2 separate regions of the Homo sapiens genome follow, and region 2 is linked to region 1. A link is a loop called in an ENCODE intact Hi-C map of the cell type or tissue named here. Cell type or tissue: A673. All regions are shown on one strand. Links, peaks and the distances in the headings refer to the core of each region. The heading gives the core; the rest is flanking DNA.

What was found. Hi-C counts contacts between places; a loop is a spot of excess contacts. Peaks named below come from ENCODE experiments on the same cell type or tissue, not always from the same donor. Only the 100,000 strongest peaks of a DNase experiment are listed, where the experiment ranks them.
Region 2: it touches region 1 in a loop (2.4-fold over the local background); 2 of 110 quality-filtered maps call a loop at or near these places.

The regions. Positions count from the first base shown.
Region 1 is chr2:228,313,110-228,325,112 of GRCh38, forward strand. No RefSeq gene overlaps it. Among named protein-coding and RNA genes, the nearest start is that of SPHKAP, 140 kb to the left of the region's middle. In A673, for the core only: a CTCF peak has its summit at 5,293 (motif pointing right); a DNase peak (open chromatin) is centred at 5,332; H3K27ac peaks cover 604 bases.
Region 2 is chr2:227,933,622-227,945,624 of GRCh38, forward strand. No RefSeq gene overlaps it. Among named protein-coding and RNA genes, the nearest start is that of DAW1, 68 kb to the left of the region's middle. In A673, for the core only: a CTCF peak has its summit at 6,106 (motif pointing right); DNase peaks (open chromatin) are centred at 5,810 and 6,090; H3K27ac peaks cover 6,587 bases.

The DNA.
Region 1 (12,003 bases), core at 1,290-9,289:
TTGACTTCCTACCTTGATCTTACTTTTCACCCTGATTTAGCCACTCATTCTCATTGGCATATCTTAGATATTGTCATTCCTACAATACACTTTGTAATTTCAGTTCTAGGCCCATTGTTCTCCAAAGATGGCCTCCTAAATTTCCAAGGCCTTGAAGTACATCCACTTCAGAAATTCTTCAATAACATTGATTCCTCCAATGTGTGGACTCCACCACCTTTCCCCTCTCCATCATGACTCTTATTTACTCTTTGTCCAAATTAGAATCCATGGTCCATCATCATTATTATTCCCAAGTATGACTTGTTTTCTCCTTTGTTTGTCTCTATTTTCATCACACTCATCAGAAAAACCCAGTCCTGTTAAATCTAATTTCTCCATACTTGGAACCAACCATGTGTGGCTGAAGAAAAACACATAGCCATTCTAATGGTTGCTCTTTAAATTCATGAACACAATGTTCAAATGGACACCACTGCTTCCAGGCGATTTTATGACTTTCCCTAGTTAACCTACTCTCCCATTCTTTCAAGACAGTCACCTCACAACTCCTCTCGCCTTCAATGGCTAACATCAACTTTCTCCTAGTTCCTCATTCTCAGCTAAAAACACTGTATCTCATTTCACTGGGAAAAGAGGTGATCAGAGGAGAAATTCCATATGTTCTCATCACCGTATTTGCAAACACAACATGCATGTACCACATATTCTGCTTTTCTGCTCTTAGAAAGGATGACAATTTCAGGCTTCTGTTTATGGTCAACTCTTCTATTCATGTCCTGGATCCCATCCTCTCTGGTCAGCAAATGAGGCCCTGTCCTGCAGTCATTCATGTATTCTTCTAGTCCTTCAAATGCTGTCTCTCTATTTGATCATTTGAGTCAGCGTATATGCCATGGTCTCTTTCATCCTAAAAAAAACAAATCAGAATAAACATCTCTACAACACCTGTTCCTTTTCCCTTTACATCTTGGGGGAAAATGCCTTGAATGGGTTATCTATACTCATGGTCTCTATTTTCCCTGGGCAGAGCCCCCACAAGGTATTTAATTCATCATCTGTTTTTTTTTTTTTTTCCAAATGCAAAATGTTTTAACTGCACTTGTTCATGAATACTGTATCTTTATACTTTATACCCATTATCATAGTACTCCTAGTGCCATGTGATGATGGAGAGACTATGGGCACTTTCAGGATCTGGCTACAGGGAATTGAGTTTGGGATATATTTATTTTGATTTGGTGGGTTACTTAATTTTGTTGTTTGTAGTCATTTCTGTATGTATAGATTTTGTAAGCTCTTCAGGTGTAGGAATGGCCTCCAGGAATACTAGGACTATCCATTGTGCCAAGTATAGCATTGTCTCACAGAGATGAAGAATCAAAGGTTGTACTGTGATATGGATGTGTTACACCATTTCATTTACGGAAAGTATGTGGGCTTTGAGAAGGAACAAGGTTTGGGCTGGGCGCAGTGGCTCACGCCTGTAATCCCAGCACTTTGGGACACCGAGGCAGGTGAATCACCTGAGGTCAGGAGTTTGAGGCCAGCCTGGCCAACATGGTGAAACCCTGTCTCTACTAAAAACACAAAACTTAGCCAGGCATGGTGGCGAGCACCTGTAATCCCAGCTACTAGGGAGGCTGAGGCAGGAGAATCACTTGAACCCAGGAGGCTGAGGCTGCAGTGAATCAAGATCGTGCCATTGTACTCCAGCCTGGGTGACAGAGCGAGATTCCATCTCAAAAAAAAAAAAAAAGAGAGAAGTAACAAGGTTTGAAACACATAGAGCTAGAAAATAGTTTATGGAACATTTTTCCAAATTTTAGAGTTCATGAATAAAGAAAATTGGTAGAGATTTTTTAGCATTCAGATTTGGCAGTAATTCTCAAAATTTACATGGGATTACCAATAAGAAGTTGTGAAGCTTAAAAAATTTTTAAAATTATCAAACCATGCCAAAAGAATGATTGAATTGTTTTACTACTTTTTTCTGTACAAATGATTTTAAAAAATTGTTTTCTTGTGAGGAGTTGATCAAAAAATATGGAGTCAGAAGGAAGTGGGGAATAAATTATCATAGAGCAGGGCCAGCCAGTTAGCCAGTTAATTTATAAAAATTATATTACTTTTATGAATTTTCTGATGTTTATAATACATATCAGCTTTTAAAAATAAGCAATTTTGTTGTTTTTTCATTCTTAATAACAATTCATGTTCTAACCTAATTTTGCCTTTATAATTTTTTATTCTTTTTATAAAGAGGGCCTCCAAAAGTGTATGAGCTTTAAGCCCCACAAAACTAGATGTGCTCCTGGATATGGACCACTGATTATTTGATAGTATTGTTTATTGTCATTTTTCTTTATTATCTTTAGAGGAACAAAGTCTCATTCTCTTGTTAAAAATATTTGGTGAGAACAGTCTGTTAGTTCTTTTAATTCCTCATTCTATCTATCTATCTATCTATCTATCTATCTATCTATCTATCTATCTCTATGTGTATGTGTGTGTAGATACATATATAATATATACCTACACACATGTGTTGTAAATGATATCTGTATATAACCATGTATGTATATATATTTATATAGACTTCTCTGAGTCACACAGTATCTGCAAGAAGTGCCATCATTTTTCCTTAGTAGGTGAAAAAAAGGATGTCAGGTAGTTGATTATGTGTTGCAAACATCTCTGTTTCTATGGAATACAGTATACACTGACATTTAATATTTAAAATTTTGAAGCTTTTATATTTTAATGTTTTGAAATTTTGGTAAAACAGATTACATAAAATAATTATGCATTATTTTATCATTAGAAATACATTCTTTGGAAAAATAATTTGTTCCTGGGATAGTATGCATCACTCAAGAGAAAAATGTAATAAACCCCATTAATAATGTAATTAAAAGAAACCTATATTTTCAAAATGAGCCATAAAATATCGATGCAGTTTGATAAGGGTCAGTTTCTGTAACTGGGATCAAAGGATACAGGGCATGCTCTCTGACAGTGTGCCCTCCTGTTTAGGTATGGGCATGTACTGATCAGCTTCCATCCTCACACTAACTGCACTCCTTTCAAGTGTTGGCTCTGATTCACAGATCCAGACTCTATGGAACACTATATGGAGATGAATTGTGGGGCCCAATGGGAAGTAGTGCTGTTGATCTATGAGCAATATCTTCCCTGGCCAGGTGGGGCCAAGCATCAGTTCACATCCTCAAGCTGGCCAACTCTGGATCATGTCTCAGTCACAGGAAGAGGTTCTCAGTCCTTAAGCGTTATAAGTATTTTGGACACTGTTGAATTTCTCACATCTAACACAGTATCTGCACTGAAGATGTGATTAAAAAATAACTGTCATTTAATGGATCCTCTTTAACTGTGCTTTGTTTTTTCCATACCACTTATATTCTTGCATAGTATATTTATCTGCTTGATATGCTTATTTTCTGTATGCATTCTTATACTAGCACAAATATTTCACAAAAGCAGAAATTTCTTCCTTTTTTGCATTCTTCACTGATATAATCTGTCCTCAATTAAGTGCTTAACTCATAGTAAACACCCAATAAGCATTTACTGAATTAATTACCAACATAATTGTTTTTATTTCACTACCTTACCTATTTATTTTTATCCAGGAAGTCAAACTGTAAGAGGGGGGAAAGAAGTTTCCATCAACCATTATAAAACAAAATTGACATCAGTTATTCATCAGTTATTCCTTACCTTTCTTCAGCACAGCTGCACCCAACTCTCTCTTTTGTTTTTTTTAGATGGAGTCTCACTCTGTCGCCCAGGCTGGAGTGCAGTGGCGTGATCTCAGCTCACTGCAGCCTCTGCCTCCTGGGTTCAAGTGATTCTCCTGACTCAGCCTCCCAAGTAGCTGGGAGTACACGCACCCGCCACTATGCCCAGCTAATTTTTTGTATTTTTAGTAGAGACAGGGTTTCACCATGTTGGCCAGGCTGGTCTTGAACTCCTGACATCGTGATTCGCCCACCTCGGCCTCCCGAAGTGCTGGGATTATAGGCGTGAGCTACCACACCCGGCCTAGCTGCACCCAACTCTTAAACAGTTACCTCCATTCCTCTTTTTACTGTGCTAAATAGTAGCTTTGTAAACTTTTCAAGTGCTTCCATAATAAAACAGCCATGTCTTGAATGATGTTTCGTAAAATTTTTCTTGTAGGGAAATTGTTTCACATTTACACTAAATAAGAAACTCAATGCCAGAAATACCATAATTGATTGTGTCATCCATCTTCTTGACCTCATGCTCCTTTTTTTTTTTTTTAATGTTTTTGTTTAGTTTAAGGAGAAACAGTCCAGACAGAGAAATTCTAGGCTGTTTGCCTGCTCATTTTAGATGTCGAGTAGAGTATTCTGATGGGCAGGCTAGGAATGAGGCATCTTAGATATAAATGGCCCAAGGAAGCTATAGAGAAGGAAAACTTTAGAAAAGTAAAATCCCTTTGTAGGTATATTCATTGCCTAAGAAGTGAGTAGACGTCTATAAAATGAATCTTAGAGCATACAAGTAAGTGTGTCTCAGGCATTTTAATATCTCCAGGAAAGCTGATCTTACCACCTTACACAATAAACCTCCCCAGGTACCTAATACGCACAAATTAATTCATTGCAGATTTAGTTTCACAACTTAGAAGTAAACTGAGGCAGGGCACGGTGGCTCACACCTGTAATTCCAGCACTTTGGGAGGCTGAGGCGGGATGATCACCTGAGGTCAGGGGTTCAAGACCAGCCTGGACAACATAGTGAAACCCTGTCTCTACTAAAAATACAAAAATTAGCTTGGCGTGGTGCAGATGCCTATAATCCCAGCTACTTGGGAGGCTGAGGCAGGAGAATTACATGCACCTGGGAGGTGGAGGCTGCAGTGAGCCGAGATTGCGCCATTGCACTCTTGCCTGGGTGGCAAGAGTGAAACTCCGTCTCAAAAAAAAAAAAATAGTTAACTGAATTACACAATGTTGAAATTCTTCAGACTTGAGCACTTGGCCTTTGCACTTTGGAGGCACTGAGTATCAGAGATGGCTTTGCGGGATTTCATTTTTATGGATTTTTATACCAATATGAGCATCACTACCAATAAAGCAGCATATGCCACTGGTTAGGATGACAGAGTATGGATAAGCAGAAAGGGTAAGTAGAATAGTAAGTAGAAGTATGGATAAGTAGAATGGATAAGTAGACAGCAATTGCTGTCATCAGTGTTGTATCCCCAGCCCAACTCCCTCTCCTTGTCAGTGCCAATGCTACCCCTGTCCCTGCGGCCAGCAGAGGGAGATTTTTAATGCTGAGCACCTCTTGCTTTGGTGTGAACTGTTCTGGCTTTTTGCCTATCCTCCAAGTATATGTCATCTATGCTAACCTCCAGGGAAGACCTTCTTACAATTAACCAAGGGTGTATTTTTTCCCTCCTCTCCTCTTCCTACCTGTGACTAAAGCACTCAAGTCTGAAGTTTTTACTATGCATTTGAGGTATTGCAAAGTTTGTCCAGCAGTTCACTGCATCAAAATTATCTGGGGCCCTTGGGGACAGAGATTAACAGGCACAGCTCTAGATCTGTTGGGGCCAGATCTCTGGGAATGGAGCAGGGAAGAAGAATTTCTTTTTTACGACCTTCCAGATATCCGATATATTTTCTTTGGCACCAAAACCCTAAGATATAAGTGGGGAAAAAAGAATTTGACTTAAGGAGAAGCAATGGGCTTCAGATGCTACATTTCTTTCTGGTTTGTTTGTTTTTTTTTTCATTCAGACAAACATGAAAAGCTGTGCTGTGATCTCTGATACTCACATGATCTCACTTTTAGTACAAAGAAGTAATTTCCTCTGTGAGTCTGTTTACAATGATGGGCTGTCCAGTAGGTTCTACAGAAATCTTCAGTTAAAAAAATCACTTTAAGGCCGGGCCCAGTGGCTCATGCCTGTGATCCCAGAACTTTGAGAGGCCAAGGTGGGCTGATCACCTGAGATCAGGAATTTGGGACCAGCCTGGCCAACATGATGAAACCCCGTCTCTGCTAAAAATAGAAAAAATAAGCTGGGCATGGTGGCAGGTGTCTGTAATCCCAGCTACTCGGGAGGCTGAGGCAGGATAATTGCTTGACCCGGGAGGCAGAGGCTGTAGTGAGCCGAGATTGCGCCACTGCCCTCCAGCCTGGGCGACAGAGCCGGACTCTGTCTCAAAGAAAAAAAAAAAAATCACTTTAAAATTGTCATGTTTTTCTTTTTCTTTCTTAAGAACGCTTTGAGCTATCAAGATATTTGTGAAGATGTAAATTCAGTAGCTTATATTTGCCTTTTTCTCGTGTTCATGCTGAAAAATAAATCTCAGTATTTTTACTTATGAATAATTCATACACAGTGACAAAAATGCAAAAAGGAAAAGGTGTATTAATATTTCCATAAGAAATAACCTCATAAGCTCCTGATTTGCAAGCCCTAATATCAGTCTTAAACTTTCTACAATGTCTGGATATTTGTAGCTTTAACCACAACGGAAATGATTACCTGTTTATGTAATAAATCTTTCAAATTCAGAATAAAATGTGGTCCATGTTTTTCAATTATATTTGGCTGTTGAGTTCATTTTTGACTAGAAAAATAGGGGTTGTTGTAGTTAGTAACTACCACCTGTTTTTGACATATGAATTAACCCATTTATGCCTAGTGTTCCCTTATTGGAACGCTAAGTATGTGGGAGTTATTTATAGCCTGCTGCTCAAGGTCATTGCCAAGGTCTGATTGCAAAAATTCAAAAAATTGCAACCTCCAGCATAAATGGGTTAATGGTGTTGAAATCAAAGATAGCTTCCTTTATTTCTTTTCAGTTAATCCACTTTTTCCTGTTTTAGGCCTCAGTTCAGCACAGAATAGGTGTATTGGGAAATAAATATTAATTGTGCTAGGTCTGAGAGAAATTGTGAAGCAGGCAAAATTTAGCTCTGGTGTTGTCAGCAGCTGTTTTTAAATTGCTTTCTCTCCCATCTGGGAAGCCTTTACCTTCATGCCAGGCTTCAAGCACTAGATACTTTCTTTACTACCTTAATGATCTTTCATACAAACCGGGGCAAGTGAGAGGGAGAGAAGGAGGAAGGGGTGGAAAATGGGGAGAGAGGGAGACATGGACCTGCTATCATTCTTTTGTCTCTTTAATGAAATTTCATTCAACATGTTTTGATTTTCTTTTTCTCCAAGGATTGCTTATATTGTACTTATGTTAAATGATGAAAACAAAGACAAAAGAGAAAAGACTTAGCAGACATGCAGCTCAGCACAAAGACAGGACAGGAGTAATAGTTTGGTTGTGAGGGACTCTTCCTGTAGTTATCTTTTGAATATTTCTACCTGCATTTGTATCTCCAGTGTATTAACTGTCCAAATTTATAATTAAAAGACTATACCATAACTGTCTAGGTAGACTGTACATGGACTTAGATGTTGTCTATTTTCTTTTATTTATTTATTTTGAGATGGAGTTTCACTCTTGTTGTCCAAGCTGGAGTGCAATGGCGTGATCTCGGCTCACTGCAACCTCCGCCTCCTGGGTTCAAGCAATTCTCCTGCCTCAGCCTCCCAAGTAGCTGGAACTATAGGCACGTACCACCACGCCTGGCTAATTTTTGTATTTTTAGTAGAGATGGGGTTTCACCATGTTGGCCAGGCTGGTATTGAACTCCTGACCTCAGGTGATCAGGCCACCTCGGCCTCCCAAAGTGCAGGGATTACAGGTGTGAGCCACCGCGCCAGGCCTGAGATTGTCTACAAAAATGATGGAAATGACAGTGAGTCTTGCAGTTATCTTCCATGTGATTTCAGAAGCCAGCGTTTATGAGGTGGTACGATAGACATTCCCCACCACAATTCCATTAAAGAGTTTTAAAAGGCACATCCTAAAATGAAGATTTTGTGTCTCCTCAGGAAAAGCATTTATGTTCTTTATTAAAATGAGCTGATAGCCTAATGATTTTCTGAGCCTGATGTTTAAAGTGCAGTTTTCTCGCCTTTTCTCCTGGCAAACGCAAGCGTGCTGACAGATCTTGTGGCTTGCAGGAGCACTGCTGGCTACTTGAATGTGCGGTTGTCAGGAAGCTCAGCCGCCCTCTTCTATTGGCAAGCCCGTACTGTAATCATGCAGATTTAAATAAAGAGTAAGCAAGAGAAAGCAGATAATTATCAAGATGGGTGGGCAGGGGCTTCTCCCTTTAGAGGCTGTATCCACACAATTGCTCTGCACTCCTTGCCCCGGGGCTCTCAGCCACAAATTCAGAAGAACTGGACACAAGTTTTCTTTATTTTTTTTAACTTCCGTATTATAATTGGCTACATCATTATTATATAACCAGGAGTTGTATATTCTCTTGGGCATTGTTAATCCTTTTAAGTGTATTTCTTCCATACCATCAGGTCAATGGTCATATGGTCAATTTCATAATATGTATGTTTAAAGCTGCATAAATTAGATGCTAGGTGAATATAATTAAAAAAAATTGTTTTTTGAGATGGAGTTTCGCTCTTGTCGCCCAGGCTGGAGTGCAATGGTGTGATCTCAGCTCACTGCAACCTCTGCCTCCCAGGTTCAAGTGATTCTTCTGCCTCAACCTCCTGAGTATCTGGGATTACAGGCACATGTCACCACACCCAGCTAATTTTTTGTATTTTTAGTGGAGACGGGGTTTTGCCATGTTGACTAGGCTGGTCTTGAACTCCTGACCTCAGGTGATCCACCCGCCTCGGCTTCCCAAAGTGCTGGGATTACAGGTGTGAGCCACTGCACCCAGCCCTAGGTGAATATAATTTTTAATTCATCATCTTCTACATTCCCATTTCTAGACTTACGGATTTATGTAACAGCTCAAAGACAAAGCACCCACTTAACATCAGCAATAGGTAACGATATTGAGAAAATTCATCATGTAGAATTCTATTCAGTTTTCTTAAAAACCAAGGCAATTACTAAGATGATTATAATCACTGATTATAGGTCAATTTTGAATAAAATATTTCTTTGATTTGAAGCATATTAATTATTCCAAAAGTATATAAACTGGAAGGTATGAGTTTTTATTTAACAAAATCTTGATTAAATATAGTAGTCCACTAGTTGTATAGTTTTGAAACATATCACCTCTGTGATGTTTTCTCATCTACAAAACAAGATTAGGATAGGTAATCTCTACTTCCAATCGAATGCTCTTATTACATTCATAATTACAAACCACAATGGAAAGGATTACCTGTTTATGTAATAAATCTTTCAAATTCAGAATAAAATGTGGTTTTTTTCAACAAATATCAGCCATATTTGTGCCTTGCTTTTATAGAATAAAATAGATTATTGACAAGCAATATGTAACCTTGACGATAATTCTGTGAAGTAGATATTTTTTCCCCATATTGTCAAAGAAGAAACTGAAAGACTCTCCCCAAATTCCAGTTTGTGATTGGTCAAAAAGGGGCTTTTAAATCTGGTGTGTGTGTGTGTGTGTGTGTGTGTGTGTGTGTGTATTGAACTTTGAGACCACTTGCCTGTATGTGTCTTTTTATTGAGTGTTTATTATGGGATAGTAATATCTTGGACTGTGTGACAGACATGAAGAAATAAAATACATGGTTCTATTCTCAGAAAATTAGTATCCTGGTGAAAGAGACAAGGCATGTAGAATGTTAAATAACACTGAAAGTTGATAATGCCAGCGGTTTCAAAAGACTGAGGACAAATGTCAAAGGAATGGGAGAGACACTCAATGTCATGGGTTCCTGTGAGTGGAAGGAATAAACAGAGTGTTGTGGGGACTGAGAAAAAATAAGAGCAAAAAAAAGACTGAGTACAGGGTTCTAGTCTTCTCAAAGAGGAACAAAGAGCGGATCAGTTTCTCACCAGCAAGGACTCTATCTTTGTTTTTCTTTAGTATTTTTCCAATCTGGAGGTGTGACTCTGGGCTAAAGAAAGATTGCTGGTTGACCATATTATTTATCATAAAGCAGAGAATGTATCTTTTTTCAAGACTTAGGAAGATGCCAACACAGATTTCAAATATAAGGGGTTATGGAGGCACTCGTTCCGAACTGCAACGCCTGAGGACGATGGTCTCAGCTCTGTACAGAAGCAAGGGTCTGGGAGTGAGGGGCCAGGCAGTAAATTCATCCCTATCACACACCCTTCCTTTTAAACTACATGTTTGGTGATTCCTCCCCCGCTCTCCTGAAGTAAAATTTATAGAAAATCCACATCTTTATATGTTTATATGTTCTTGTATCTAAGTCAGGTGTATAGCAACACATACTTCAGAAGGTTAACATTCATTTGAAAGCCTCTTTACTGTTAAAATTAAAATATTTCACTGTATCCCATTGAATCGATTGAACCTCACATTTCTAAATAAACATGAATATGGATCAAAGGAATTCAGTATCCATTCCTGTTAGAAATTTCTAGGTGGTATGAAAAGAATAGGAAGAAAATTGTATATAAGACACCAATGGCTGGTTAGTGCAGGTGGCGAGAAAATAGTCACTGCTAGCCAAGGATGAGCTAATCCCTCAGTGGCCCTTAGTTATGATCCATTCCAATACCTCAAGTATCTTCCCGGAGAAGCTCCAGATAGCCTCTTGACAAAGGCATATTGTTGTTCTTAAAGGAAATCAAGTGACAAAGTGTAGCTGGTTCAATAAAATCCAAGTCAAATGTGAAGAAAGAAGATCCCTGTACATGAATTATGACAGTCACAGTTGTTTCCTGCCTGGAGGGAAGGAGGAACTTTCTATGGCACAATTGATTGTTGAAATACTTCCCCAATATGTAACGTTGTTACCAATTTTTATGAATTATTTTGCCAACTCTTTACTACAATTAAGAAAATTGAAGCTGAACATTATTTGGAAAAAGAATTATGCAAAAATATCAGGATCAGTCTGAAAAAGAGGGGTAATAGGAGCAGGTAATGGCAGGTTTGACAAGATATTAAAGTGTATCAAAATTTTACATTAATTAAAACACTTGGGAGGAAAAAAGAGAAGCAAACCAACAGAACCGAATAAATACTCTTGAAATGTTTATGAATATTTATAATAACTTTGGCATTTTAAATAGTTGGTAAAAACATGGATTTAATCAATTAATGATATTGATATAACTGGCTAGCTATTTAGAAAGAAAATAAGAAAAATTCTCATGGCATTTGACTAATTTAAAGAAATTTCAGGTGGATCAAAATCAAAATACAAAAAAAATCCAATATGCATTGGAAGAAATCAGAAGAAATGTTTTTCTTAAAATATTTGCCTGAATTAAATCCAACATGTATTATAAATAAATCAAATTTATTTTTAAAATGTTTTCTTAAATACAAAATATACTAGAAGAAAAGATGAGAAATTGTTTTTCAAATTTTAGGTTGATTACATCACTAAAATGACAAGCCACACAAAAACATGTTTATAAGTCTGAATCTTGAAAAATAAAACATTCTAAATGTTCAGGATGAGTATTTAAAAGGTCAAACAACAAATTATAAATGTACAAAACAATTGCAACATATATGGAAAACAATGGCCAAATTTTATAATATAAAAAGTTCTGACAGTTAACTTTTTTTAAGTACAGTAAAGTCTTTACAGACTTTATGTTTCAGGAAATTAGTATCCTACTCAGCATTGATTTTACTCTGTTTAAAGTCACAATGAATTAAAATAAGTCTTAGAAAAATAGTATTGAGAAAAATAAAATGAGGCTCAGTTTAAATTATCAAAGGAATATGGGATATTTAATCATCACTTAAATAATTTAGATATACTCACTTTTTAATTTACTTATTTGTTGTCCTAGATGTTTTATTTCTTATGTTGAATTATTGTATTTCCAAACAGAAGCTAATATTTAAACAGTATTACTACCAATTACATTTTAAATGGACTAATGTTGCATGGGCAAGTTTATCAAAGCACTTTAACATATATGGAGA
Region 2 (12,003 bases), core at 2,293-10,292, 380 kb before region 1:
ACATTTGGCAGTTTCTTTAAGGATTGCTCAATGCTATGGGTGGAAGGTTTTCTCTGGTGGCCATTTTCTGGAATAAGTGGAGGTCAATGGTGCTTTGTTGACATCAAACTGTCATAATGGTTTTTATTTGAGAGGAGGGGTGGCTGCCATGACAGCCCATTTCTCACGAGTGACAGCATTTTGGTGATTGAAAATACCGACTCTGGAATCAGAATGCCTGTTTTAATATCCTGCTCCACGAGGTTTTGGTTCTGAGACCTTGAGAATTCAGTTTGTGACTCAGTTTTCTCACCTACAAAATGACCTTCCCTTTCTCCATTGAGAATGTGCCATTTCTAGGCTGGAATCAGTTCTGTCTGTGTGACAGGAGGGAAGATCTTGCATGCACTGCCCTTCCTGCAAAGTGCAAGGGCAGCTCCTCTGCCTTTCTAAAGACCATTCATTGCTGCTGCAGCAGATCCTTTGTCTCTCCAATGTGCTTCTGAGTCACTCAGGTTTTACTGACTCCCTTGGGGAAAGCAGGTGGTCTATATTTAGAATAGCGTTAGCTGCTTTCCCAAGAATTTGAGCTAATACTTAATGAGTATTAATCCAAACCTTTTTGTAGCATTGGCTATATGTACATTTCAGATAATCTCTTGCTATCTATAAGATCTTCCTCTTAGGGTTGGTTTGAAAGAAGAGGATAAAAATAGGAGAATGTGGATATCTATATATATCTATATATATCTGAAAGCGAGTTTCTTTAGAGGGAAATGTTGATTGCTGCAAAATACACATTATAACATTCAAAGATAATTTATTTGTAAATGAATCATGTTAGCATATTTAACCTTCAATTTTGAAGGTTAAATGAGTGAAGTATGTCATCTCAGGTGTTCATATAGCTCACTATCTAAAGAAGTTCAAGTTTCCCATTCTTATATTCCCAGGTATCTGTGAGCTGATCCTAATCTGCATTTCTGGCCCCATCTTTCCTGCTCCTGTATATCCCAGATGTTATAGGTTGAGTTGTGTCCCTCCTAAAATTCATCTGTTGAAGTCCTAACCCCCAGTACCTCACAATGTAATTATTAGAAGATAGCATCTTTAAAGAGGTAATTAAGTTAAAATGAGACCACGGGGGATTGGGGGGGGGGGGTTCCTAATGCAATATGACTGGTACTCTTTTTTTTTTAATCCATCCCCTCAAGTATTTATTTATTTATTTATTTATTTATTTATTTATTTATTTATTTTACTTTAAGTTCTGGGATACATGTGCTGAACATGCAGGTTTGTTACATAGGTGTACATGTGCCATGGTAGTTTGCTGCAACTATCAATCCATCATCTACGTTTTAAGCCCTGCATGCATCAGGTATTTGTTCTAATGCTCTCCCTCCCCTTTTACCCCACCCCCCCGCAACAGGCCCCAGTGTGTGATGCTCTCCTACATGTGTCCATGTGTTCTCATTGTTCAACTCCCACTTTTGAGCAAGAACATGCGGTGTTTGGTTTTCTGTTCCTGTGTTTGTTTGCTGAGGATGATGGCTTCAAGCTTCATCCATGTCCCTGCAAAGGACCTGAACTCATTCTTTTTTATGGCTGCATAGTATTCCATGGTGTATATGTGCCATCTTTTCTTTATCTAATGACTGGTGTTCTTATAAGAAGGAAACACGAGGCAGGCAAATGCATAGAGGAAAGAGCATGTGAGGACACAGTGGGAAGGTGCCATCTGCCAGCCAGGGAGCAAGACCTCAGAAGGAATGGGAGCACCTTGATCTTGGACTTCTAGCCTCCAAAACTGTGAGTAAACAAGTTGTTTAAGCCACACAGTCTGGTATTTTGTTATGGCGGCCCTAGTAAACTAATACAGCAGATAGACTACTCACTAGGTCTAAAAATGTGCCATGCTTTCCTTTCTCTGTGATTTTACTTTTACCTAACTACTCTAAAATTCCTTTTCTATCCCTACAACTGGACAATTTTACCCCCTCATACTTTAGAATTTACTGCAGATATCATTATTTTCTTGTACTCTTTTTTGAGTTTCTCCCACCGACTCTTGCCCTCCACACTGGAAAAGATAGGCTTCCAAAATTCCATTGATGCATGCCTATTAATTATCCTCCTCTTGCAAATGTAGACTAGGGTTTTCAGAACTTGGGCTGGAGATGGAAAAGGTGAAGGAACCATGGATCATTGGAGGTAATTGTGGTTTGTTTTTAGAATGAAAGAGGCTGACATCTGACTGAGAAGATGGTCCTAGGGGAAAGAGAAATGAAGAATCAGAAGAAAATTGGTATTTGCTGAAGCCAGTTGCTTAAGGAGGAAGAGGAGGGATGAAAGAGCAGACAGAGAGGGAGGTTGACATTATAATGAGAAACAGCTCCTGTTCTGAGACTGGAGGAGAGGATGTGAGGAAGACAATGGTCTTGCTAAATTTTCTTTGTTTTTATTTCTAAAATCATTAAGAGCATGAGCTCCGGAGTGTGAGACAAACTCACCCGTCCAAACCCAAAGGATGAACTCGGAGACCTGGAGAACAGCGTGAGACTTTTAATGAGGACCTTGCAAGATCGGGTGTCTGATAGGCAGGCACACCCAGCACAGTTTCCACAAGCAATTTAACCCCTAGAGCACAGGTCCCTCCCCTGGTTCCTCCCTCGTAGGCTGAGTACTATGGGGGTCACAGTCTTCCCAGATGTCACCTATTGTTGCACAGGGGCTCCAGGTGTTTTTTTTTTTTAGGGTTGTCTTGCTGCATTTTGTTGCAGCCCACAATGCATTGCAATCCTAGTTAGCTCAAGGGCTCTTCAAGTATTTGACTTATGACTTAAGTAGCTGGGCAGGCTGATAACAGACAAAACGAGCTATTTTGCAGGCTAGTAAACTTTCATCTTAGACTAAACTTCTTCGGTTTGGGTAAAGGCAACTAAGTTGCCGCGGGGGAAGGGGGAGGCTGACAAGCAGGCATCGGCTATCCAAGCAGGGGCCTAGTATACTCTGTTTCTTCTGTAGTTTGCTGACCTAAGCCGGTTCAAGGCACTTTGTCTTGGAAATGGACCACTGTATACATTATTTCATTCAGGTGCCAGACTCCTGTATCCCTCTACCCTTTATGCTGGATCTGTGACTTGGATGGCTTTTTTTTTTTTTTTTTTTTTTTTTTTTTGAGACGGAGGCTCGCTCTTTTGCCCAGGCGGGACTGCAGTGGCACTATCTCGGCTCACTGCAAGCTCCACCTCCCGGGTTCACGCCATTCTCCTGCCTCAGCCTCCCGAGTAGCTGGGACTACAGGCGCCCGCCACCGCGCCCGGCTAATTTTTTGTATTTTTAGTGGAGACGGGGTTTCACCGTGTTAGCCAAGATGGTCTCAATCTCCTGACCTCGTGATCCGCCCGCCTCGGCCTCCCAAAGTGCTGGGATTACAGGCGTGAGCCACCGCGCCCGGCCTGGATGGCTTTTTATTTGATTCAGTGTTAGTGTTTCCATGTCTACAATGGGTACAAATCCTCACTATCATCAAAGGATTAAATGGATAACACATGTAAATTACATGTGTAGTACAGAACCCAACAAAAGCAATTTTTTTTTTTAAATAATTCTTGTCAATATCCCCCAGCTGAAGACCACCAGGACCATGATTATAGTTGAACAAATTTGGTTGATGCCGCCTTGGAAAGAAAACGCACTCCCTGGGAAAGCATGGAGTGTCTCAGAGAATTTTAGAGAGAATTTATTATAGGATATGAGCTTGTGTTAGGTTAGGTTTAGGGACTTTGCTCTATATTGGACGCTATCAGGAAGTGAGGATAATTCTGCATCATGGGGTACTTCATAAATTATCCATAGGGACAGCAGACTAGAGCAAGCCTAACATGACTGGCAAAGGAGCAGCTGTCACTCATATCAGCCAAGAGATGGGGTTGTTTCGTCATTTTTATGGATTGGACAATGCTCACGTTCTGTCTGTTCAGACATGATTCTAGCGTGCTCTTGTTTTTGGTCTTGATCTCCATCATGATCACAGAGTAGCCTTGTTTATGTTGATGTTCTGTGAAGTTGTGTTCAACTGGAAAACACCAAGGCCTGGCTCTGAGTATCAGGCCAGTAGAAACACCAAGACCCGAGTAATTAATGCCTGATGACTTTGCTTTCTGGTGATGTCTGCTGAGAATGAGGTGTTTTTTGCGGAGAGAATAGTCACTGAAGAGAATCATATAGGGCTGATGGGCAGCATCAGCGGTGCAGCCAAAGTTGGAGTTGATGGAGTTACTGGAGCGATCGGCATTCTGATTGTGTGATTCTCTCCCATAGGGCTAGGCTGTGCAGCACTGGTGTGGAGAAGGCACATCCTAACACTGGCCCTGGGCTGGGGGTTTACAAAGAGATCAGGACAAAGGACAGGAGTTCAGAGTTGAAAGTGCCAGGGAGCACAGATCTGTTGGTTCCCTGTGAGGAATGGGCTATTCCATGAATAAAGACAGAATATGAAAAGACTAACCACCAAGAAAAGAGGAGGCTAGATATCTTTTAGAGAATGTTCTGAGCTGAAGCCCTGCTGGGTGATGGGAAGATCGTTGGCTGGAAAGAGCCTAGGCCATTTGGAAATAAGGAGGTTGGGGAAAAATGGAAAATCTTGCAAGAAGGTCCACGAAAGTAGACTTTGAATTCTCCTTGGGACTCTGTGGATTTGTCAAACATCCTGCTTTTTCCAAGACAGGATGCAGGTGAAGTGACAAGTGCTTCTATCTCTGTCCACTGGGATCATCACCTTTTCCTGTTTGGATAGATAACATTTTCTCATATTCCATTTTAAAAATCTTTTCCACCTCAAGTGCCTTTTGGCACTGCTTTAGCAGTTTGCTGTGTGGGCTGTACAGCAGCTTTGCTGCTGCCCCAATGTTTCATAGAGATGTTTGTGATGGAGCACTATGTTTTTAACTTATCTTCCCAGGGCTGTGGCCCAAGTTCACGGAGGAGAGATGAGGTCGGGAAAAATGTGGCTAGTACACATCTACAGTGTTCACAACAGTCTGCCTCCTCTGTCAGGGACTCATTGTCTTTGGAATAAGCCCCATAGGACCTGGAGGCTGCTGCTGGACCTCAGTAATGTCCACAAAGACCTGCAACCTCAGGAGTGTTATTGTCCCTTTTCAATCAGGTCCTACCACCAGGAGACGAAGCTTCTCTTCTTACTCGGAGCTTCTCCAAAATGTGGCATGTTAGAGTGCTCTAAATAGTGAATTAATTGATTGATTGATGGAGTAAATACATGAATGAATGAATACTAACATGGCTCATGACTTTAACATTGATTTTCAAACTCAGCTTTATGGAGTCTCAGCTATTTTTCAAAGCTCAGTGAGTGAGGAGCTGAGTACACGGAATCCTGTCTTCCACACTGCACTTTAGCCAGAGGAGTGCCATTAAAAACACTTTTTTTGTCTTTGATTTTAGCCTCCAAGTAAAAAGCATTTGAAGAAAAATTTTTTGAATCTTGAGATAGAGAGATAGAGAGTTAGATAGATAGATAGCAAGAAACCACTGGCTGCAAGAATGAAGTTCTGCATTTAATTGTGCAAAATCTGGTCATGATCTATTCGTCCACACTTGTTTTCCCTCACTCTATCACATGAATTCTTTGTTTAGTTTATCTTGTATGATGTGTCCAGATATGCCCTTTCTAATCTCTACACTTTTGTTCCCCCACGCTCTATCCTTTAACCCCAGGTCATATTATAAATCTTCTCTGATCTCCATGGCCAGATGTGCTCACTCCTTACGCTGAATTCCAATAGCATTTATTGTGTCTCAAGGCCCATCCTTTATGTTGCATGTTTTACCTCTTCAACCAGATTGTTCCTCCTTCCCTTCCCCTTCCTTCCTTCCTTCTTTCCTTCCTTCGTTCCTTCCTTCCTTCCTTCCTTCCTTCCTTCCTTCCTTCCTTCCTTCCTTCCGGCTTTGCTCTTTGCTTTAGATGGAATACTCTCAGGAAGTGAGAATAATTTTATATGATTGGGTGTCTTCATAAATTATCCATTGAGAAAGCAAACTAGAGCAAGGTTAAAGTTGTAATTGGTAAAGGAGCAGCTGTCACTCATACCAGCCAGGAGAGGGGGCTGTTTAGTCACTTTCGTGGCTTGGACAACGCTCATGTTGTGTCTGTTCAGATGGCCGTATGGTGATTTTTTTGTTTTGTTTTGTCTTTTGTCTTGGCCCACATCATGATCACAGAGTAGCCTTGTTTGTGTTGATGTTCACTGGGTGCCTGTTATGGGCCAGGCGTGTTGCTAGGTACTGGGATTCATAAAAGGGAAGACAGACATCTCTCCCTCACGGTTTACAATTTAGTGAGGGTTGGGGAGTATATCAATCGAGGTTCAAACAATGAACGGAGTAAGTAGAAAACATAAAGACATTTACTGTAAGGAATTGTCTTCCAGGATTCTGAGGCTGACTAGGCAAGTCTGAAATTCTTAGGGAAGGCCATCAGGATAAGTGTCAGCTGAAACTTTTGCCACAGGCAGAATATCTCATTCTCCTGAGAGGCTTTTATTCTTCTCTTTAGATCTTTCAGCTGAGTGAATCAGGGCCATTCAGACTGTGTACGATAATTGCCCTTACCTAAAGTCAGCTGATTATGGATTTTAATCACCTCTACAAAATACCTTCATAAGACCCAGTACAGTGGCTCATGCCTATAATCACAACATTTTGGGAGGCCAAGGTGGGAGAAATCTGCTGTTAATCAGATAGGTTTTCCTTTATAGGTTACTTGATGCTTTGCCTCGTAGCTCTTAAGATTCTTTCCTTTGTCTTGACTTTAGATAACCTGATGACAATGTGCCTAGGCGATGATCTTTTTGTGATGAATTTCCCAGGTGTTCTTTGAGCAAGGCCGGGGAAAGTTTTTTCGATTATTCCCCCAAATATGTTTTCCAAACTTTTAAATTTCCTCAGGAATGCTGATCTTTCTCAGGAATGCCAATTATTCTCATATTTGGTCATTTAACATAATCCCAAACTTCTTGGGGGTTTGCTCATTTTCAAAATTCTTTTTTCTTGTCTTTGTTGGATTGGGTTATTCCAAAAACCTTGTCTTTGAGCTCTGAAGTTCTTTCTTCTGCTTGTTCAATTCTATTCCTGAGACTCTCAAGTATGTTTTGCATTTCTCTAAGTGTGTCCTTTATTTCCTGAAGTTGTGATTGTTATTTATGCTACCTGTTTCACTGAAGATTTCTCCCCTCATATCTTGTATCATTTATTTGATTTCCTTAAGTTGGACTTCACCTTTCTCTGGTGCCTGCTTGAATAGCTTAATAATTGACCTTCTGAATTCTTTTTCTGGCAATTCAGATTTTTCTTCTTGGTTTGGATCCATTGCTGGTGAGCTAATGCGACTTTTTGGGGTGTTAAAGAACCTTCTCTTGTCATATTACCAGAATTGTTTTCCTGGTTCCTTCTCATGCGGGTAGGCTATGTCAGAGGGGAGATCTGGAGCTCAAGGCTGCTGTTCAGACTCTTGTGCCACGGGGTACTCCCTTGATGTAATATTCCCCCTCTTTCCCTAGGGATGTGGCTTTCTGAGAGCCAAACTGTAGTGATTGTTATTTCTCTTCTGAATCTAGCCAGCAAGCAGGGCTGCCAGGCTCTGGGCTGGTACTGGGGGTGTCTGCACAGAGTCCTGTGAGGTGAACTGTGTTCAGTTCTCTCAGCTGTGGATACCAGCACGGTATTTGAGATGTCTCCTGGATCCTGCAGGAGGAATCCACTTCCTTCAAAGGGTCTGTGGATTCTCTTGGCTTTTCTGGTATACTCCTGCAGTAGTTTTTGGAGCAATAGTCCACAATGCTAGTCTCCACATTCTGCTCTGTCTATCCAGAGTGGGAGCTGCACTTTAGTACTGCCTCCTATCTGCCATTTTTTTTTCAGTCACCTGTCAGTTGAGAAATGTGTTTCTATTTTCCTTTGGATAACTGGAAGCTAACTAATGTTAAGTTTAATTTTTAATTTAATGTTTAATATTAAGACTACTTAAAAGACTTATCCCAGGAGCTTAATGCAATTATTAAAGTCATTGAATCTGAAACTAGGGAACTTTAAAAATACCAGTGCCTGGGCTCCACTGTGGACCAATTAAATCAGAATCTCTGACAGTTAGGGCCCTGACCTTGGTAGTTTGAAAATGTTCCCAGGTGATTCTGATATAGCCAAGGTTGAGAATAAATGCTCTAAATATATTTGAATTTTTTGGTTTTCCTGTTTTATACATGTTTTGATATTGAAATGATCATTCTATCATCTTTGGAAATAAATGCCTTCATAAATTGGAAATAACTAATTATTTCGGTAAAAATAAATACATGTTATTAAAGCCACTGAGACACTTGAAATCACCTTCCTAGACTGTAAGCACATGGAGGGCAGGTACCACGTGTTACTTAGACATTCATTAGGATAGGCAAGGTTGTGCTATAGAAACAAACAAACACGAAATACACAAATTGCTCCCCTCTCAATTCTTAGATGATTCACAAAACAGAAGTTTATTTCTCACTTCTGTAAAGTAAGCCTGCTGTGCTCTAGGTGACTCTTCAGGCCACCAGTTCTCTGTGGATGACTCATGTGCTGCTCCACATCAACACATGGTCTCAGGATCACTGAGACAAGGGCAGAGAGGTTGTAGAGTTCAGAACTGACAACTGACACATGACACTTCTGTTCAGTTTTTTTGGTCACCTAGCCATACATAACTTCAAAAAAAGGGGGAAAGGGCTGTGCACAGTGGCTCAAGCCTGTAATCCCAAAACTTTGGGATATCAAGGTGGGAGGATCACTTGAGTCCAGGAGTTCAAGACCAGTCTGGGCAACATAGTGAGACCTTGTCTCTACAAAAAAAAAAAAAAAAAAAAAAAGAAAGAAAGAAAGAAAAAAAAGAAAAAAAATTAGCGAGGCAGGTGGCATGTGCCTGTAGTCTCAGCTATTCAGGAGACTGAGAGGTGAGGATTACATGGGCCCAGGAGTTTGAGCCTGCAGTGAGCTATGATTGTGCCACTGCACTTCAATCTGGGCAACAGAGTGAGACCTTGTCTCTATAAAAAAGGTGGGGAGGAATGTAATCCTTTGAGTACATGGAAGTTGAAGAAAAATAGATACTGATTAACATTAGTAATATCTAGCCTGTTTGGTTTTATATTTCTGCACTTAACCTAATAACTCTCATAGTGTGAGAGCTTACTAGATATTCAGGAATCCACATTAAGTTACCCTCTCTTATCCTTACAGGATATGTTCCAGTCGCCAGTGGATGCCTGAAACCTATATATATAATATTGAGCCCTGTATATACTATGTTTTTCCTGTACATGCATACTATGATGAAGTTTAATTTATAAATTAGGCACAGTAAGAGACTAACAATGATAATTAATAATAAAATAGAACAGTTAGAAAAGCTATCACAATATACTGTAATAAAAATTATGTGAATGTGATCTGTCTTTTCCCTCAGCTACTAAGTGACGGAGGGCAGGTAGTGTCTACAGTCACATGCTGGTCAAAGGGATGATTCGCTTCCCAAATGGGACAGAGTGGGATGGCATAAGATTTCATCATGCTACTCAGAATGGAAAGCAATTAAAAATATATAAATTGTTTATTTCTGGAACTTTTTACTGATTATTTTTGGGTCCTTGGTTACTCAAGGACCACAGTTGACCTTGAGTAACAAAACTACAGAAAGTGAAATTGTGGATAAGGGGAAACTACTGTGCCACATTTTCTTCACTGTTAGAGATTATGCATCATTGTGGGTGTTCATGCATGTGTGTGCATGTGTATTTTTCTCTCCAGGCAGGTGCATCTCGGCATATTGGCTCTGCGAGTCTATAGCTCTGCAGATTTGCTATCTCTGGGAGTGGAAGAGCAGAGCTGGGATTCCCATACCTATAGCTGTGAGATCCAAGGTGACCTCAACCACAATGATAGTGCCACCACAGACACTCCAACTACTCATTGATCCTCACTCACGTTTTCAGATTTTTCTCATTTATACTCAATAAAAAAGCAAATAGAACTTCCAGAGTGTTTAAATGACTGGGGACAATAGCCTTGCCAAGTAGACACATAAAACTGACCCACCTTGGGAAGAACAGTGAACACATTATTCAAAAATATCACAATAAGTTTCAGGGAGGAGACAAATAACTCTATTTTCTATAGACAAAAAAAAAATCATTTTGCAACAAACCCAGATAAGTTCTGTTGTGAGTCAGTAACGTAGTTCCTGGATTGCTCCCCTGGTCAGATACATACCACTGGCTAGTGCTGTCCCTGCATCCCCAGATCGGCATAGCTCTGGAGAATGGGGACTTGACTAGAAAGGGAAAGACAGGCTGTCCTGAGGTCAAGGCTTTTCAAGAACCTTACCAGTGACCTGCCAAGCTTCTGCACTTTCCAACCCCAGCTGTTCAGGTATCACCACCTCAAAAGGAAGGTTCACTTGACAGAGACTTCCACAGGACAAACTCACCAGAAACCCTCTTTCCTGAGACCAAGTAGAGTGAGAGCATTTTCATAGTAGAGAGAAAATGAAGACAGACTCATATTTATTCAGACACTAAATTTTCATTGGAAATACCCTGTTTGTATTTAGGTTTTATAAAATTCCCAGTTGAAAAACTAGATTGTGATCCAAGTTGTTCCAACCATGTTGTAAAAATTGTCCAATAACTAAACTGAGTAGCAAATAATCATTTTTCTTTAATAGTCACACCTACATTGACAGGCCTGGTATATCTTTTTTAGAAGAATTGTTTTTTTTTTGTTTTGTTTTTCTTTTTGTTTTTTTGAGACAGAGTCTTGCTCTGTCACCCAGGTTGGAGTACAGTGGTGCGATCTTGGCTCACTGCAATCTCTGCCTCCCAGGTTCAAGCTAATCTCCTGCCTCAACCTCTAAGTAGCTGCGATTACAGGCACCCACCACCATGCTCAGCTAATTTTCATATTTTTAGTAGAGATGGGGTTTCTCCATGTTGGCCAGGCTGATCTTGAACTCCTGACCTCAAGTGATTTGCCCACCTTGGCCTCCCAAAGTGCTGGGATTACAGGCGTGAGCCACTGCGCCCAGCCAGAATTGATTTGAACTTAAAGCAAAAGTATCTGTTTCAAAACTACATTTATTCGAGTTAAATAAATTCAGTAATTCTTATGTCAACTCAATATGATTAACATCAAATTAATAAAGTGAAAATGTTAGTTCTTTAGTCACACCAGCCACATTTTGAGTACTCAATAACCATATGTCACCAGTGGCCACCATTTTGGACAGCATGGATATAGAAGATATAATACCACTTCTGCATAATGCAGTCAGATATATTTATAGCTGTAACTCTAGCCACATCAAGGCAATGGCCAAGGTCAGGGCAGTGAACAGCATTTGCTTTTCCTCTACCTAGCTTGTAAGTCTTATACTTTATGGGCATATTTGTAATCACCTGATGTGTTCTTGCCTGCTGCACAGATAAGCCCAATTCACTGAGACAGTGTGATCGCAGTAAAGAAAGAGTTTAGGCCAAGTGCTGTGGCTCATGCCTGTAATCCCAGCACTTTGGGAGGCCAAGGCAGGTGGATCATGAGGTCAGATCGAGAGCAGCCTGGCCAATATGGTGAAACCTCGTATCTACTAAAAATACAAAAATTAGCCAGGTGTGGTGGCACGTGCCTGTAGTCCCAGCTACTCGGGAGGCTGAGTCAGAAGAATCACTTGAACCTGGGAGTCAGAGGTTGCAGTGAGCTGAGATCATGCCACTGAACTCCATCCTGGGCAAGAAAGTGAGACTCTGTCTCAAAAAAAAGTTTAATTAACTTAAGCCTGGTCAAGCAGAAAGGCTGGATTCATTACTCAAATCAGTCTCCCTGAGAACTCAGAGGCTAGGTTTTTATGTTTTGGTGGGTAAGGGGCTAGGGAATGGGTGCTGCTGATTGGTTGGTGATTAAATTTTAGGGGTA